2 separate regions of the Mus musculus genome follow, and region 2 is linked to region 1. A link is a loop called in an ENCODE intact Hi-C map of the cell type or tissue named here. Cell type or tissue: heart. All regions are shown on one strand.

What was found. Hi-C counts contacts between places; a loop is a spot of excess contacts. Peaks named below come from ENCODE experiments on the same cell type or tissue, not always from the same donor. Only the 100,000 strongest peaks of a DNase experiment are listed, where the experiment ranks them.
Region 2: it touches region 1 in a loop (2.7-fold over the local background); 15 of 42 quality-filtered maps call a loop at or near these places.

Annotation. Positions count from the first base shown.
Region 1 is chr7:121,032,416-121,037,415 of GRCm38, reverse strand. It overlaps Mettl9 (methyltransferase like 9), which reads right to left and starts at 2,971. Exons shown (of 5, transcript NM_021554.2): 1 at 2,441-2,971. The coding sequence starts at 2,605. In heart, a CTCF peak has its summit at 2,999; DNase peaks (open chromatin) are centred at 2,035 and 2,905; H3K4me3 peaks cover 3,150 bases; H3K27ac peaks cover 2,273 bases; H3K27me3 peaks cover 728 bases.
Region 2 is chr7:120,979,770-120,984,769 of GRCm38, reverse strand. Cdr2 (cerebellar degeneration-related 2) reads left to right here and starts at 2,458. Exons shown (of 5, transcript NM_007672.2): 1 at 2,458-2,793. The coding sequence starts at 2,718. It overlaps Mfsd13b (major facilitator superfamily domain containing 13B), which reads right to left and starts at 2,261. Exons shown (of 8, transcript NM_001374644.1): 1 at 2,040-2,261. In heart, no CTCF peak of the experiment used is centred here; DNase peaks (open chromatin) are centred at 2,359 and 2,999; H3K4me3 peaks cover 3,681 bases; H3K27ac peaks cover 3,095 bases.

The DNA.
Region 1 (5,000 bases):
CCATATACCCGCCAGGAGTGCAGAAAAGACAGTCTTCCACCCTGCATTAGTTCATGGCGGCCTCTAGGCACACACTTCTTTCATCCTGGTCATTTTCATCTTTACTCACAGATATTTATTTTCATAACAAATTTATTCACCTCAAAAATACTGTCTGGCAGAGTATAGTGATATACACTTAAAACAATCCTGGTACTCAGGAGGCCGACGTAGAAGGACTCTGAATCTGAGGCCATCCTGAGTTACACAGACCCTATCTCAAAAAACTAAGGGTAGCCAGGTGGCACATGCCTTTAATCCTAGCACACAAGAGGCAGAGGCAGGCAGATTTCTGAGTTCAGTATCAGCCTCATCTACAGATTGAGTTCCAGGACAACCAGGGCTACACAGAGAAAAACAAACAAGCAAACAAAGAACAAGCCACGCATGGTCATGGAACACCTGTAATCCTAGTATGCTGGAAACTGAGGCAGAAAGACTGCTTTGAGTTCAAAGTCAGTCTGAACTACATAGGAGTACTAGGCCAGTCAGAGCTACAAAGCCCTGTCTCAAAATTACATATAGACAAATGGACTGACAGACAGACATACAGACAAACTGACTATGGATGAGGCTTAGTGGTACAGTACTTGCCCAGCATTTACAAGGCCTGAGTTTGATCTTCAGCACCACAGAAATAAATGAATGTATGCAGTTAGAAAATGCCCTCTGCTGAGAAGCACTGAGATAGTGTCCTCTGCCATCATTCTTCCTGGGCTCTACAGTCACAATATATATAGTGTGTGTGTACATGTGTGTGTGCGCGCCTGCACACGCTCATGTGCTGAAGAAGTCCAGAGCTATCCAATCCTGCAAGAGCTGGGATTACAGAGTTGTGAGCTGTCTGAGCTGTAGCTGTCTGAGCTGACTGAGCACAGTCTCTTAACTACTGAGCCATCCCATAAGCACAATTTCTATGAGCACCTAAATCAAGCCTCTGCAGTAATCCCAAGTGTTATCATAAATACCGACAACTGGGAGACTCAACCGCAATTCCTCATCATAGGGAATAATCGTTTTTTCTATCCACTGCTTGTTAAACACAGCATTTCCAAGTCCTTGTTCCACACGGGCATGAGGCATTCTGATCCTACTTAATTAACAGTGTATACCTCAGAGTTGTCTCTATGACACTGAGCCAGCATAACATAGTCTGTGACAATAAGCATGGTTATACAATTTAAGATGTTATACTAAGTTTATCGCACTCCTAACAATACTACATAAAAGGGCATCTAAAACGCCACAATCACTAGTAAATTTAAATAATGAAAATCGAGGATTCCTTCCAAAATAGAAAATGAGGTCTGAGTATTGATCAGGGTAGAACAGTTTCCAGGACCTGGGTTCCATCCCAACACCATAAAAAAAACAACACAATCCAGTTAATAGCAAATAAAATCTTAATGCTGTTATACATAAAAAGGTGAGGTCCAAATAACACAAGGAATCATTCCTTACATCTCTCTGTAAAAGCAAGACATACTAAACTCAGGCTTTTAGAAAAAGCGCAAAGTTTGTCTAAATTCAAAGGCTTCTCTTCTGTGACTGCAAGGTTAACCACAAACTACTTACGGTCAAATGCAAACTACCTCCCTCTTAATTCAACAGCTGACCCATGCATGTTTCTTTAAGTGGTACAAATAGCTAATGAAAAGACCATCCAACCCCATCCAACCGGTAGAACCCCCACGGCTCACAATCCATTCATTAGCTACAAGAATTCACTGCTGAACAGTTCAGATTTTTTAAACCTCTCCGTTTAAAGCTTGCATCATCTTCCTCCTCATCCCAACCTCTCTGGTCAGCTCACTAAACCCAAGTTGAAAGGACACGTCTCATAGGCAGAGGGGGAGGAGAGTTCCTAGGCTGGGAGCCCAGACCTGTCAAACACATTTTTTTAAGTGCTTCGGGGAAATGTCAGCCGAAATGTTCACGAGGCCCAGTTTAATGTCTTTAGAACCCTTTGTATATCCAGAGATTCGGCCAGACAAAAAGAGACCGGCTTTCGGTTTTGTCCCTCGGGGGGGTAGAGGAAGGCTGGCTGGGTGAGAGCTGGGGCAGTTTTCTGCTCAGGCCCCAGTGCCAGTTGGGTGGCCCTACCCAAAGTTGCTCGGGTCCTGAGGGCGGACGCGGACGCCGCCGCCGGCCTGGGAACAATGCGGGGCTTCGGGGCGCCCACGCTGGGGCCCGGGGAGCCAGGCAGCAAAGGCTGTCCCCCGCCCGCGCCGCCGAACAAAAGGCGCCGTGGGGCCAGCGCCCGGGCCGGGAAAAGTTTGTGAGAGGCCGGGGCCGAGGCCCGAGCGCGCCGCCCCGCACAATGGCCCGGCCGAGCGCGGGAAGGCCGAGCGCCCCGCCGCGCCGCGCCACGCCCCCGCTCCGCAGGGCTGCGGCCCAGTACCTGGTGCGTGTCCTTCCCGCCGCCCGCGGCCGCCGCTGGCCCGCCGGGGCCGCTAGTCATGTTCACGTACAGGGAGCGGGAGAGCGGGCTCCGCAGCGTCCACATCCTCCGCGCCAGCCACACGGACGCCAGGCTCAGGCACAGCCAGCCCGCCAACAGTCTCATCGGGGGGCCGCGGCCGCCAGCTCGGATCACCGCCGGGCCCAAGCCCAGGAGGAGGAGGAGGAGGAGCCGCCGCCTCCGGCCACCGTCGTCGCCGCCGGAGCTCGAGCCATCGCCGCCAAGTCGCCCGTGCAGCCCCCTTCGGGGCCGAGGCAGAGGGAGGGGGAGATGGCGCGGGAGGGGGGGCGGGGGAGGAGCGGCAGGCGCGCGGCCTTCTCACGTCCCCCGCGGCCCTTCCCAGCCCGGAACGCCAACGACTCCAGGTCGTGTTTCCACCCGGTGCACGTACAAACGCAGGAGGGGCGTCCTCCCTGCCCAATGAGCGGAGACCGGGAGGCCCGGGAGTTGGGAGAGAGGGCGTGCACGTCCTCCGTGGCGCCGCCTGGACTCATAATGGCGGAAGATCCGGGGGAGACTTCCTAAAGGGGCTACTAGAGTCTGGCCCCTCCGAGGAGGGGTCTGCAGGACTTCCGGGCTTGTCTTGCCTTAGTAACTACCCTGTGGGCCCCTCGATTACACCTTTGACCTAATTGTTCCCATTGACACAGACCCAGGTTTATTCGATAGACCCGCGCTGCCCTTCTTGCTACAGTCTTGACCGTCTATTTAATAATTTCCATCTGGGGTCAGCGAACCTGACTCCCAACTCCAAAAGCCACCCGATAGCTGCAAAGCAGAGAATCGAGGGGGAAAGAATCCCACCGCCACTCCCAGTCCCGGTGTTCCCAAGCCTGAGAAGCGGCTGTCACAGGTCTAGTGAAGCCCTCATGAGTGAAAGCTCTGCCTTTGTTGGAAACTGTTGCTCCTGGAGCACTCAACGAAATGTGATGGAAAATAGCATCTGCTGGACAACGAAGGCCACAAGTTAGTCCTGGCTGCCATGTTTCCTTGCAAGTTAGTCCTGGCTGCCATGTTTTCTCAAGCTGATAGAAGTTGGACCAGACATTCTTAAAATGTGCTCGGTCTGGGGAGATTTAGCCAGATATTTCTTAGATCATTTATAGCAGGAAGAAGCCCAATGTTTCTAAAATGAGGGTCATGAGATGTCGTTGTGTCTCAACTGTTGCTACTAAGCTACAGCATATTTCCTAGCCCAGCTACTCACACCTTCCTAGGTTTGTTAGAATATGCTTTTCATTTGACAGCGACAGATTCTGTACATTAATTTTAAATTAATTATAAAACAAATTTATCTTTACGTTAATTTCATCACACTACACTGAAGAGATTTCCGTTTATGAAATAATGACCCCTGGATGAGAAATGGCATTCCTTATCACAAACTCCTTAGGTGTTAAAGTATCTATTTACCATCTTTCGTTAATAAGAATATTTTGTTACCTAATGTGCATAGAATATAACAAAATACTTTGTCTTCTCTCATTCTGGTATATTCCCTGACATCTCTCCAAGTTGGGTGTTAAACCCAAGACTATACCTTACTAAATTGAGCTCAACTTTCTAGAAGTACTGGTCCAACATACTTAAAAGAAGCTATAATAGTGAATGTAAATGACTGTATTATGTCCCCTCTTTGAGTTCCAATAAAGCTCTTCTGTATCAAACCAGAGTCTTCACCTTTTTAAGTAAAGAGGAGATACAACAAGAGTGCATAAACGGGCATATTTCATTTCTAAAGACAAAGGATACAGAAAACTGTGTCCTAAGATTAAGCTTGCTTAACCACAGCTCCAAGACTTCAATCCTAAATGTATCCTCTAAACAAGAAGCAAAGATACATCTGATAGGATCTGAAGAATTTGGGGTGAACTTGACAGCTAAGACACCTACCAAATTTTGCTTTATGCCTGAGCAGCTCACCTAAAAAAATAAATTACCCTCACATTCAAACTACTCTATAATCACAAACTACTTGTGTAAGTGTGATTTACATTTAGGAAGCACAGGAAGAAAGCAAAGCACAGCATAAGCAAATGAAGAAGCAAATATGATAGCAAACCTTTTTATAGAGGGTGGTATCCCAGCTCCTGGCTTTTCGATCCATCCAAGAAGCCTTGCTGTCTCTCCTCTCAGCTTCCTGAATTACAAATCAGGAGGAAGGAAAGCTGCAAGAGTAAATATACTAAGCAGAAGTTCAGATTGCCCTCAGGCCTGCTACTAGGATGTCACTACTGTACATTAAAACCTCAGTTATCCATGATGGGAATAGCAAGAGACACCCCTAATACAGAAAGCCAAAGATGAGGCAATATCCTTTCCAATGTGGCTTTGAAATGTAGGTATTAACACTCAAGAGTCACATACCTGCTATCCTTGTGCCTGCTGACCCTGAGTGTCTAGCCTGGGTTTCTGTTCTATTACCAGAAATTGTGGCTGGGTCATGCAGGCAAGCAGCTTGTTTCTTAAGCAACTTCCCCTAACTCTTCCCTTACCTCCC
Region 2 (5,000 bases), 53 kb after region 1:
CTGTGTGACTACAGTAATTGGTTCTACATTGCTTCATTTTGTGTCTGGGCTGAGATATTGACATTTCTGGAAGAAGAAGCTTTACCAGCAACCTTGGTTCTTGTTTTTAAAACATAGCAACAAAAAGCTGACTAGGGACATCTTGCCTCTTGGTGTACTTGTACTCAGAAGGAACTTGTGAGGTGACAGTCTGTTACTCTTACTACTTGTTTTAAGTTACACTTGATCCTTGTGTTGGGGGGGGGGGGTTTTGTATGTGACAAGGTACATGTGGAGAACCTGTGGGAGTCACTTCCAGCCTTGCACTATGTGGGTTGCTGCCATCAACTCAGCTTGTCAGGCAAGGATGCAAGCACCTTTAGCCACTGAACTATCTGGCCTGTTCTATTTTGATTGGCTTCTGCTTCCTAGTCAGGGTCTTGCAATGTAGCACAGGTGGTATCAACCTCACATGCCTCCTGTCTCCACATCCCCAGTGCTGAGGGCACCACTATACCTGGCTAATATTACTTTGTTACATTTTTGGTTGGCATTCCTCATAAGGAAATTTTTTTTCTCATTTATATCACCATGGATTCATCATTAACAAACTGCAATCTGTTGCTATTACTACTTATTTTGATACTCATGGGCTGGGGACAGTGGCTTGGAACTTCTCCTTGCATGTGAGTGGGCCCTTGGTAGTACCACGGGAGAACAGGAAAAAGAAAAAGGAAGAGGGAGGCAAAAAGAGAAGGAAGTGTATTATTTTGATGCTGTTATTTTTTAACAGTCCCTTCACAATAAGTGTTAGAAACAACACAGCTTTCTTGGGCACAGTTTCTTTGATTCTCATAGCTCTTTGAGCAAAGAGGTCATTTCTCCCCTAAGTGGTGAGCTAACGCCTGCTTTGCTAGTACAAACTGTGGATAGACAATTAGATTTCTAACCCTAGGTTCTTGGTACCTTAAGGTCTATTAAGGAGTCTTTCTTAAGGAATGAAGAGGAAAATCTCGCCAGAACAACATTCCTGTAGGGACAGGGTTTGATGGTTGTGTGCCTTCTATCCCAGCACTCTGGAGGCAGAGCCAGCCTAATCTACATAGTGTGCTAGGCAAAGCTGGGGCTGCACAGTGAGACTCTGTACAAACAACAAACCAACCTCACAATGGGGAGGCTTTCTTGACCTTCACAAGACCATGTTCCCAGGAACAGGTGCATGTTACACTGATCTGAAAAGGAGCATCTTAGGACCCACAAGAATGATGGAGAGTGGCACGCCTAAGGCATCGTTAGCACTGAAAAAAGAAATTAGGGTGAAGTATTCCTTCCTCCAAATTACCCGAGATCTCAGAGAAATAAAAGTATCTCTGAGGATTTGTAGCTTCTTCCTAGCAATTTCTCCTGTTTTAAGCCATAGTAATCTGAGTACACTATTTTAAGGCCACAACTGGTGCTTTTTTTGGATAAGGCAAACTTTCAACTGCTTTCCACTTTAGTTCGGGTGACACTCCGGATCTGTGTGAAGGAGTTAACTTCAGGAGGTTTCTACCAAATCACTACTGCCAAACCTGAGTAATTACTCCCCTCCCCCCCTCAGTTGTCACAGTTCTTCTCCCGTCCTCTGTAGATGCTATCAGTTATAACATCCCCTCCCCCCCTCAGTTGTCACAGTTCTTCTCCCGTCCTCTGTAGATGCTATCAGTTATAACATCCCAAACATCTGCGCCGACCTTTCTGCCCTCTGAGAGTTTCCCTAAGTGAGGTACCCAAATATATTAAAAGTTTAACCCAAGAAACAGTAGTTACGGCTGTGTTAACAAGCTGACGCCGGCAAGCTGGCCACCAAGTGCAATGCCTGATCTTAGGTATTTATCCTGGGCTCTATGAACCTTTAAGAAATTCTATGCAAAACTGTGGCAACTTTTCTCAGGGGAGGCGGCTTCCACTGGCCAGCCCGGGACTCTGGAGTGTGAAGTGGGGTTGGTGACTGCCCTTTTAGGAGTTCATAGCCAGGCCCCTGGAAGGCCAGGGCTCCAAGATTGAGGAGCAGCTCTCACTCAGTAGCGTTCTCTCGGCTTTAACTTCCCGACGGACCATGAGTCTCCCTCCGAGCATCACCGAGGGCAGAGCCAAGGAGAGTTGGCCCGCATCCGAAACCCTCGGGTGGGAAGATGATGACCCGTGCCCAGAATTAGTAGTCCTCGGCACCCGGTGTTCGCCAAAGCCACCTCCACACTCCGGAACTGGAGTGCACTCAACTGAGGAGACGCGACGCAGACAAAAGAGGAGGGGCTGCCGACCGCACCCTCTTCGTCTTTCCCCGCCTCCTTTGTTCCTTCCTAAGCTATTATTGGCTGATGGTCCTCGGACCCGCGACCTTTTTTGATATTCTATTGGCTGAAGTCGCTGTCACTCTATAGGCGGCTCATTCGTGATTGGTCAAGGTGCCTCCCGGGTTTGAATCGTCTCCCCGGCTTTGGGAGGGTTCTGCCAAAGTGCCACGTTGGGCCGGGCAGCAGGCGTGAGGAGCCGGCTCCCGGCGCCACCCGGGGCGCGCTCGCTAGGGCGCCGGCCTTTGGGCGGCGCGGGATAGCGGCGAGAGCTGCTGCGGGACCTGCGTGTCCCGCCCCAGGGTGGCTCTGGCTGAGGGCGGCGGGGCCGGGGGAGAGCCCGGGGCAGCGGCCGAAACGGCAGGGCGGCGGCAGAGCCCGCTGCCCCCGGACGTCCCCGGCGACATGCTGGCAGATAACCTAGTGGAGGAGTTCGAGATGGAGGATGAGCCGTGGTACGACCACCGGGACCTCCAGCAAGGTGAGGGCGAGGTCGCCGGTCGGGAGGGGGGGGCGGGATTGTTGGGGTGGGAGTCCGGGGGTGGCAGGTGTGGAAAGTGCTAGAAAGTTCCTTAGGCTGGAGGTTTGGGATGCCGCGGCCCGGTGCTTCTTGCCCTCACCTGGCAACGGATCCGCCCATCCCGACCGCAGAGAGCAAGCGCGCGCGGCCCACGGCCCTGCGGGTGCGCCACACAGGCTGATGCTCGGTGCTTTAAGAAAGCGCTTGCCGGGTATGAGCGGATGGACCTCTGAGGTGGGCAGGAGTGGACCAGCTTGTCCTGCTCTAGAGGCGAGCTGCTGGCCTGGGTCCGGGTCGTGCTGCCCTGCCTGCCCCACATCGCCTTTCATGGTCCGCAGAGTCTGCAAAGCCGCTGCAGGTGGTGGGAGGGCAGTGCTGCTGTGCGGTACCCGCGCCATCTCTCTGTGAGAGTAAATTTTTTTTTTTTTGTCCCGTTTTCCAGAAAGCAGAGGCTAAAAGATTTAGGTGGATTCCCTAAAGCCGAGTATGAGGAGCCTGTAGACACTGTTCAGTTTCTTAGCATCCCAGTTTACAGCTTACTCAGTTGGGTATTAAACTGTTTTGTTTTGTGTTTTAATTTATTACTTAGCCATCGTTCATCGGGGGCTAAATGAAATTATTCGAGGGCAGCTCTTATCATGCGCTTATCTTTCTTTCGGGTTTTCAATTAAAAATAATCCTGCCTTGGTTTTCTTGCATCGGGGCATCTCCAGAGACAATCTCAAGAGTGCCCCCAGTCTGAAGCCAGTGGCCCATTTTCTTGTACATTCATAGCAGGATTTTGTGTTTGGGGACACTGATAGGCCGGCCCTCAACACCCTGGTAGGCTCCTTTAATTCTCCCAATAGCATAAGGTGCTGCAGTAGGTACCTCTGGCTGAAGAAGATACTGTTGGGGAGACTAGGTATTCACGGCAGACCCCAGAGTAGACATTGTTAACCACCATGCTGAGGGATCCGCAGGAATCCTTTGTGCTATTCTGTATAATGATCTCCACTCCAAACTTTTTGGGAAAATTAATATCTCTTTTGAGTTGGCTACTAAACACCGCCTCTTGTTCACAATTCAACTGAATCTGATGGGGGAAAAATTCGGGCTTGAATGATCCATACTTAGAAAAAGAAAACAGGTAGCTCTTTGGAGAGATGCTAATTTGTTTTTTGTTTTTTTGTTTTTTTTTTTGTTTTTGTTTTTTTGGTTTTTTTAATCCTGTCTGTCTTGATTTCTTAATGTGAAATGACCTAAGCCCACATAGATCCCTGTACTGCTATAATTGAAGCTGACTAGCAGTTACAATGCCGATTTGCCATCACATTTCTCCATGTCCACAAGACAAATTTGTTAGACATTTAGCCTACTTGAGATTTGCCCCATAAGGATTGATGACCTACTTTGATACTTGAGGACTGAAGCAACCATCGTGCGATTGCTTCTATGAAAGCAATTCATATAATCCAAGCAAGAGTTTTTTCTTTGCCATATTTAAGAAGAATCCAAAACCTTCAAGGACTGGCCAGTCTCCCATGTCTAACATCATATATAACACATCATAATAGAAACTTAATTTAGTATTTGTTGACCTGAACTGAGGCTCTCACACAAGATTAACGTTTTCAGCTCTCCTCAATCCAGAGCCCTAGTCTACCCAACAGCCAAACCCCCGTCTCCAGGAGGTTATCAGGAACCAGCAGTTGTACTATCTCGGTCTACTGAGTGGTAAACAAAATACGTTTGGTGCTATGTGTGGCACTCTTAACTTCTGATCCAGATGAAGGTGTCACATCTTCAAGTCTAACAAACCCTAACCTCTGGGCTAATTTACTGTTGATTTCCATTTGGAACTTCTTCTCTACTTTCCAGAGGCTTTCATAGCTGTTATCACAGTGGACTTTGCCATGGCTTCTGCATCATAAGTAGCCATATAAAGTACAAATGGAAGATATGAAATCCTGCTAGCTCATTAATATGCCCATGAAAGAATGATGGCTGCTCTTTTGAGCATCTTTTCCCCATTTTGTTGACTTACATGTTAAATGGTTTGGTGTGCTGGGATTGACCCTAGGCCCTCCGTGCGTGCCACGTAAGCAGTGTACCCCAGAGCCAGCCTAGAAGAACTACCTTTGAACAGAGTTTACAGTTGTTTCTCAAGAACATACTGGCTTTTTTCT